Regions from separate parts of the Homo sapiens genome. Here region 2 is linked to region 1. A link is an interaction called in ENCODE POLR2A ChIA-PET data of the cell type or tissue named here. Cell type or tissue: Panc1. All regions are shown on one strand. Links, peaks and the distances in the headings refer to the core of each region. The heading gives the core; the rest is flanking DNA. Region 1 has its middle 49 kb from the start of PIAS1. Region 2 has its middle 83 kb from the start of RNU6-1.

Evidence for each region. ChIA-PET counts read pairs that join two places held together with the same protein. Peaks named below come from ENCODE experiments on the same cell type or tissue, not always from the same donor. Only the 100,000 strongest peaks of a DNase experiment are listed, where the experiment ranks them.
Region 2: POLR2A ChIA-PET joins it to region 1 with 6 read pairs; 5 of 35 experiments call an interaction of 5 or more read pairs at or near these places.

What each region holds. Positions count from the first base shown.
Region 1 is chr15:68,003,245-68,007,601 of GRCh38, reverse strand. No RefSeq gene overlaps it. Among named protein-coding and RNA genes, the nearest start is that of PIAS1, 49 kb to the left of the region's middle. RefSeq lists an enhancer at 1-427. In Panc1, for the core only: no CTCF peak of the experiment used is centred there; no DNase peak of the experiment used is centred there; H3K27ac peaks cover 269 bases.
Region 2 is chr15:67,921,061-67,925,451 of GRCh38, reverse strand. No RefSeq gene overlaps it. Among named protein-coding and RNA genes, the nearest start is that of RNU6-1, 83 kb to the right of the region's middle. In Panc1, for the core only: no CTCF peak of the experiment used is centred there; no DNase peak of the experiment used is centred there; H3K27ac peaks cover 3,215 bases.

The sequences.
Region 1 (4,357 bases), core at 358-4,357:
CAAGCTGCAAAAACCAGCAAGTTTTTATTAGGGATTTTCAAAAAGGGAGAGAGTGTGCGAATAGGTGTGGGTCACAGACATCAAGTACTCTACAAGGTAATAGAATATCACAAGGCAAGTGGAGGCAGGGTGAGATCACAGGACCACAGGACCGAGGCGAAATTAAAATTGCTAATGAAGTTTCGGGCACCATTGTCATTGATAACATCAGGAGACAAGGTTTTGAGAGCAACCGGTCTGACCAAAATTTATTAGGCAGGAATTTCCTCTTCCTAATAAGCCTGGGAGCACTATGGGAGACGGGTCTATTTCACCCCTGCAGTCTCGACCATAAGAGATGGCTACGCCCAAGGGGGCCGTTCATAGGCCTACCCCAAGGTGCGCATTCTTTCTCAGGGATGTTCCTTGCTGAGAAAAAGAATTCAGCAATATTTCTCCCATTTGCTTTTGAAAGAAAAGAAATATGGCTCTGTTCCGCCCGGCTCACTGGTGGTCAGAGTTTAAGTTTATCTCTCTTATTCCCTGAACAATTGCTGTTATCGTGTTCTTTTTTCAAGGTGCCCAGATTTCATATTGCTCAAACACACATGCTATACAATTTGTGCAGTTAATGCAATTATCACATGGTCCTGGGGTGACATACATCTTCCTCAGCTGACAGGATTAAGAGATTAAAGTAAAGACAGGCATAGGAAATCAGAAGGGTATTGATTGGGGAAGTGATAAGTGTCCATGAAATCTTTACAATTTATGTTTAGAGATTGCAGTAAAGACAGGCATAAGAAATTATAAAAGTATTAATTTGGGGAACTAATAAATGTCCATGAAATCTTCACAATCCACGTTCTTCTGCCATGGCTTCAGCCAGTCCCTCCATTTGGGGTCCCTGACTTCCCGCAACACATTCCCATTCCAAAGGGGAGAAATCAGTCAAAAGAAAAGGGCTACAGGCCCCACACAAGTCCAGAACGCAGAAGGGCAGTCATTAAATCTTAAAGCTCCAAACTCATCTCTTTTGACTCTATGTACTACATACAGGGCACACTGATATGAGGGGTAAGCCCCCAAGGCCTTGGGCAACTCTGCCCCTGTGGCTTTGCAGGGTTCAGCCCCGAGGCTGCTCTCATGGGCTAGAGTTGAGTGCCTGTGGCTTTTCCAAGCTGAGAGTGCAAGCTGTGGGTGGATCTACCATTCTGGGGTCTAGAAGACTGTGGCCCTCTTCCCACAGTTCCACTAGTCAGTGCCCTAGCAGGGACTTTGTGTGGGGCCTCCAATCCTATATTTCCTCTTGACACTGCCCTAGAAGAGGTTCTCTGTGAGGGCTCCACTCCTGCAATAGGCTGCTTCCTGGATGCCCAAGCTTTTCCATACATCCTCTGAAATCTAGGCAGAGGCCACCAAGCCTCCACCACTCTCACACTCTGTTCAACTGCAGGCTTAACACCACTTGGAAGCCACCAAGGCTTACAGCTTGCATTATTCAAAGTGGTAGCCTGAGCTGTACCTGGGCCCCTTTGAGCCATGGCTGGAGCTGAAGGTGGGGAACAGTGTTCCAAGGCTGTGCAGGACAGTGGGGCCCTGGGCCTAGTCCGTGAAAGCATTCTTCCTTCCTAGGTCTCTGGGCCTGTAATAGGAGGGGCTGCCATGAAGATCTCTGAAATGCCTTTGAGGCCTTTTCCCCCATTTTCTTGGATATTAGCTCTTGACTCCCTTTTAGTTAGGCAAATATCTCTAGCAAGTAGTTCCACAGCCTGCTTGAACTCCTCCCCTAAAAGAGCTTTTTCTTACTTTGCCACATGGCCAGGCTAGAAATTTTCCAAACTTTTATGCTCTGCTTCCCTTTAAAATATATATATATATATTCCAACTTTAAGTCATTTCTTTGTTCCTGAATCTGAGTACAGGTTGTTAGAAGCAGCCGTGCCACATATTGAACACTTTGTTGCTTAGAAATTTCTTCCACCAGGTACCCTAAATCATCACTCTGAAGCTCAAACTTCCACAGATCCCTAGGCCATGAATAGAATGCAGCCAATCTCTTTGCTGAGGCATAGCAAGGGTGACCTTTGCTCCTGTTCCCAATAAGTTCCTCATTTTCCTTCATCTTCCTGTCTTCTTCTGAGCCCTCCAAACTCTTCCAACTTCTGCCTGATACCCAGTTCCAAAGTTGCTTCTACATTTTCAAGTATCTTTATAGCAATACCTTACTCCTTAGTATCAATATACTGTGTTAGGCCATTCTTGCGTTGCTATAAAGAAATACCTGATACTGGGTAACTTATAAAGAAAAGAAGTTTCATCAGCTCATGCTTCTGCAGGCTATACAGGAAGCATGATGCCAGCAGCTTCTCAGCTTCTGGGAAGGCCTCAAAGAGCTTTTTCTCATGGCAGAAGACAAAACAGGAGGAGGCATGTCACACAGCAGAGCAGGAACAAGAGAGAGTTGGGGAGGAAGGTGGCACACACTTTTAAACAACCAGATCTTGTAAGAACTCACTCACTGTTGGCCAGGCATGGGGGCTCACACCTGTAATCCCAGGACTTTGGGAGGCCGAGGCAGGCGGGTCACAAGGTCAGGAGATCGAGACCATCCTGGCTAACATGGTGAAACCCTGTCTCTACTAAAAATACCAAAAAATTTAAAAAAATAAATTAAATAAATAAAGATAAAAATACAAAAAACTAGCCAGGCGTGGTGGTGGGCGTAGCTACTCGGGAGGCTGAGGCAGGAGAATGGTGTAAACCCGGGAAGCAGAGCTTGCAGTGAGCTGAGATTGTGCCACTGCACTCCAGCCTGGGCAACAGAGCAAGACTCCGTCTCAAAAAAAAAAAACAAAAAACAAAAAAACAAAAAGCCAAAAAGAAAAAACAACAACAGAAACCTCACTCACCGCCATGCGGACAGCACCAAATGGATGGTACTAAACCATTCCAGGGAAATCCACCCCCATCATCCAATCACTTCCCACCAAGCCCCACCTCCAACACTGGGGATTACAATTTAGCATGAAATTTAGAGGGGACACATATCCAAACTATATCAGGGCCTGACCATTTTAACCTGATCTGGAACAACTCTGCCAGGCACTACTTCCCACAGATTTCCCCACCTGGTTGGCAGGCTTTATCAAGCCTGGATTGCAATTTTACTTCTTCCTTTGTTCATCCTCCTTTCTCTCCTTCCTTTCATGGCTGTTGATCCCTAATAAACTCTTCCTCATGGTCTGCTTCCAGAGAGGCCAAGCTTAGGAAATTGAACATATCCTTCTGCCCACCTAGATTTCCCATCTCCTACCATCTCTTTCTGCCCCAATCCAGCCCACCCTTCAGACACCACCTCTTCTGAGAAGCCTTTCCTAGTTGCCGCATTCAGATGTGTTCTATCCATCTGGTAAAGACGGTATGCCTCTTGTATTGAATTCGCCTCATTCTCCCTAATATTGTAGCTATTTGTGAGCTTCACCACCTCCCACCCATAGGCTCTTGGAGTACTAAGCCTATTTTTGTGTTTTTTTTTTTTTCCTCCAATGCTCTGCTCAACCCTTAGTGAATGATTGATAATATTCTCAAATCCTTGGGAGAATCAGACAGTATTCTCCTAGTGAATACAAATCACTAAAGCTCTTAAAAATGTGTTTTTCCCTTTGGTACTGATCAGTTTCATTAAAAATTTGTTTTTATTGAAGAAGACAGGATAAAAAATGAATTTTAAATTACCAAATGTTTGCAAAATTGTTTAATCCTTGCTGCTAGACTATAAGCTCCTTGACAACAGTGAATATATCTTATGAACGTATTCACATCCCTCTCAAGCATGATCATGATTGCGGGATAGGGGCTAAACCCGCCAGGTCTGCAGTCCACTATGCCAGGGGCCACGTCTTGATTCCATCACTGCTACCTGCACAACCTTGAGCAAGTCAATTCACTCATTTAACTTTCAGTTTTTCACTTGCAAAATGAGAATAAATGCTGGGCGTGGTGGCTCATGCCTGTAATCCTAGCATTTTGGAAAGCTGAGGTGAGAGCAATGCTTGAGGCCAGGAGTTTGAGACCAGCTTGGTCAATATAGCGGGACCTTGCCTCTACCAAAAAATGTTAAAAATTAGCCGGGCATGCTGGTGCATGCCTGTAGCTCTAGCTACTCAAAAGGCTGGGACAGGAGGATTGTTTGGGCCCTGGAGTTCAAGGCTGCAGCGAGCTATGATTACGCCACCGTATTCCAGCCTTGGGTGACAGAGCAAGATTATGTCTCTTAAAAAAAAAATAGTGGAAATAATATCTGCCTCATGTGGTTTTTGAGGGCTTAAATGACATAACTCATATAAAGTACAGTGTCTTGGTAAGGTAAATATTT
Region 2 (4,391 bases), core at 293-4,292, 82 kb after region 1:
TGGGGACAGGAAAAGGCAAGAAAGGAAAAGATATCCGGTGGGTGAAGAGGGAAGGCCCGGAACGGGAGGCAGGCGAGGAAGTCTTTGTAGACTTCCTACATTGCCACGGGAAAGGGTGGCGTGGGCACTGGATGGCAGCATATTGACAGCATCTTTTATTTCAGGACTGTGATGCAGTTGCCATCCAGAAGCTCTCTGGGGCTGTGACCCAGACTCTTCAAATTACAAAACAATTTTTAACAAAACCACAGCACATGCTTTGGTGCTGGATATTCTTTTACAGAAGAGGCTGACAAGAAAAATTTTTTTCAAATTCCTTGAGAAAGCCCACTTCTCCCATGATATAGTTTGGATATTTGTCCCCTCCAAAACTCAAGTTGAAATGTAATCCCCAATGTTGGAGGGGGGCCTAGTGGGAGCTGCTTTGGTCATGGGGGTGGACCCCTCAGGAATGTCTTGGTGCCCTCCCCATGGTAATGAGTGAGTTCTCACTCTGTTACCTTGATCTCTGATAGTTTAAAAGGAACCTGGCACCTCCTTCTCTCTCTCTCACCCTGTGACAAGCCTGCTCTCCCTTCACCTTCCACCATGATTGTAAGCCTCCTGAAACTCTCACCAGAAGCAGATGCTGGCACCACACTTCCTGTACAGCCTGCAGAAACATGAGCCAAAATAAACCTCTTTTCTTTATAATTTACCGAGCCTCAGGTATTCCTTTATAGCAGCACAAGAACAGACTAACATATCTTATACTCCATGGGTTAACATAATGGTCAGCCCCTATCAACTGTGTTTTTGAGCAACCTTGTAGTTAGCTTCTGGCATGAGTAGGAGGCCCAGGGTTGAGGAGGAGGGGCCATGTGTCTAATGCCTTCAGGTGACAAACTCAATCTCTGCTTACATCAGTCAGCACAAGTGGGGAGTTCCCAAGACAGGGACCTTAAGGGTTATCTACAATGAGGCCCCATGCAGGGCTACCCTTTTTCTCACCAGTGTATACCATTTGTGTCTCCCCACCTTGGGCTCATTCACTTCCACTTCACTACAGTACCTCTAGGCTGCTTCTGGGGCCTCTACATTTTCCTCCCTCCTGAATTAACTTTTTTTCCTAAAAATATTTAGCTGCTGGTCCTGGTATTTCCTGCTGCATTATCTAGAGCAAATTTAATTCTTCTCCCATATGACAGCTCTTTACATATCTAAAGATGTAGCCCTGTCTTCCAGAGGCTTCTCTTCTTTGAGGTAAACATCTTAAATCCTTTATGCTTTTCCTAGATAACAGCTGAGCCTCCAAACCCCACAAGTTGAGTCTCTCTACCTTCTTTCCTTTTTGTCTGTCTCCCTTATATTAGGAATATTTTGGCAGCAGGCGACAGAAGTCCAATTCAAATCAAAATAAGATGAAATAAACAAATAAATGGGAAGACGTTGAGAAGTTATTGGCTCACAAAGCTGAAAAGTCCAGGAAATGGATCTCTGACTTCGGGCATGGCTGGTTTCAGGAGCTCAAATAATGTGATCAGGGCTTTATTCCCTTTTGTCCATCTCTGAACTCTATTTTCTTCTGTGTTGTCTTCATTCTCAAATATAAGATTTCAACGTAGTGAGGCATCAGAACTCCAGGCTCACATTCTCCCAGTTTTGTAGGCTCAGTGTAATGATTGCAACAGAAGTCTCATGCCTGGGTCTTATTGGCAGGCCTGGGTTACTTATCTTGCCTTGAAGCCAGAGGATGAGATGGATCCTTTATAACCACACAGACTGAGAATGGGGAAGGGAGATATCCCAAAGGAAAATCCCACTGCTAATATCAGAAGAAGGGGAGTAAATGTTGGGCAGGGAAAACAAAACAAAACAATGAAAACAGATGTCTACTCCACCACTCTAACCCCGTCAGCTGCACCACTCTAACTCGCTTCGCTGCCTTATCTTCCTGTCCCCCAAAGTGTTTTGCACAGCGGGAGCTAAAAATTACTTTCTAAATGGACACATCGTGTTCAGAAAAGAAGGCCAACTCTATGCAAAAAAAGGAGATTGTCCCAACAGGAGGCAAATTACTCAACAAATATTTGAGTACTTATTCTGTGCCCAGGCACTGTTCTAGATGAACAAGCAAAACAGACAAAGCTCTTGCCCCCAACGACCTTACCTTTTGGGTAGTCGGGAGAGCAGACGATAAAAAGCGAATGACCAAACAAATGTATAAAATGGCAGGTGATATGCAGCTACAACATGGATGAAGCTTGAAGACATTCATTATGCTAAGTGAAATAAACCAGAGACAAAGGGACAACTATTACATGATTCTACTTATATGAGGTACTGAGAGTAGTCAAATACATGGAAGCAAAAAGTGGAATGATAGTTGCCAGGGGCTGGGGAGAGGAACATATTGTTATTGTTTATTGAGTACAGAGTTTCAGTAGGGGATGATCAAAAAAGTTCTGGAAATAGATAATAGTGGTGGTTGCACAACAATGTAAATGCACTTAGTGCCAATTAAATGTGTAGTTAAAAATGGTTAAACAGCACTTTTGGAGGCCGAGGTGGGCAGATCACAAGGTCAGGAGTTTGAGACCAGCCTGACCAACATGGTGAAACCCTGTCTCTATAAAAAATACAAAAATTAGCCGGGCCTGGTGGTACACACCTGTGATCCTAGCTACTCAGGAGGCTGAGGCAGGAGAATTGCTTGAACCTGGGAGGCAGAGGTTACAGTGAGCCAAGATTGCACCACTGCACTCCAGCCTGGGCGACAGAGCGAGACTCCATCTCAGGAAAAAAAAAAAAAAAGGTTAAAAAGATAAATATATTTAACCACAAAAATGTAAAAGCCAGTGATAATAAGTGCCATAAAGAGGCCAGGTGTGGTGGCTCATGCCTGTAACCCAGGCACTTTGGGAGACTGACATGGGCAGATCACTGAAACCCAGGGGACCAGCCTGGGCAACATAAGGAGACCTCATATCTACAAAGACCAGCCTGGGCAACATAAGGAGACCTCATATCTACAAAGACCAGCCCGGGCAACATAAGGAGACCTCATATCTACAAAAAAATTTAAGAATTAGCCAGCCATGGTGGTGTATGCCTATAATCCCAGGTACTTGGGAGGCTGAGGTGGGAGGATCTCCTAAGCCTGGGAGGTTAAGGCTGCAGTGAGCTATGACCTCACCACTGCATTCCAACCTGGGCAAGAGAATGAGGTCCTGTCTTTAAAAAACAAAAAAAAAGGCCGGGTGCAGTGGCTTACGCCTGTAATCCCAGCACTTTGGGAGGCCGAGGTGGGCGGATCCCCATGTCAGGAGATTGAGACCATCCTGACTAACGTGGTAAAACCCCGTCTCCACTAAAAATACAAAAAAAATTAGCTGGGCACGGTGGCAGGCACCTGTAGGTCCCAGCTACACAGGAGGCTGAGGCAGGAGAATTACGTGAACCTGGCAGGTGGAGCTTGCAGTAAGCCGAGACCACGCCACTGCACTCCAGCCTGGGTGACAGAGCAAGACTCTGTCTCAAAAAAATAAAATAAAATAAATAAATAAATAAATATTTTGTTATGTTTGCTTCATCTTTTTGCTGAGCTTTTGAAAGCAAATTTTCAGACATCATATTTTATAATTCAATATGAATCTCTAGAAAATACATTTCCTACATAACCGTAATGCTATTATTGCACCTAACAAAATTAATAATTTTTAAATTTCTTTACTCAGATTTCCCCAATAGTCCACAAATGTCTTTTTACAATTGGTTTGCTTATATCGTGACCACACATTACAACTTTTGATATGCCTCCTAGTTTTTTTTTTTTTTTTTTTTTTGACAGTCTCACTCTGTTGCCCAGGCTGGAGTGCAGTGGCATGATCTCGGCTCACTGCAACCTCCGCCTCTCGGGTTCAGGACTACGGGCGCATGCCACCAGGCTGAGCTAATTTTTGTATTTTTAGTAGAGACAGGGTTTCACAGTGTTAGACAGGATGGTCTCAATCTCCTGACCTTGTGATCCACCCACCTTGGCCCCCTAAAGTGCTGGGATTGCAGGTGTAAGCCACCACACCTGGCCTGCCTCCTAAATATTTTTTAATGTAGTAGGAGAGTCCCTACCTATCCCTTTGCCTTGTGTTTTCATGCTGTTGACTATTAAAGAGGTTAGTGCAGTTGTCCTATGGAATGTCCACAAATGTTCTGAATTTGTGACTTACATTTTTAAAGACCCCTTTGCTTCTCTGTGGAAAATACACTGTAAAAGGACAAAGATTGAACAAGGATAGAAACAAAGACCAATTGGGGGCACTGCAATAGGAACAAACTAAGTTCACAAGGACAAAGAGGACAAGAATGGAAACAATGGGGGAAAGAGTCGTCAACATGCGCTAGGAGGATGAAAA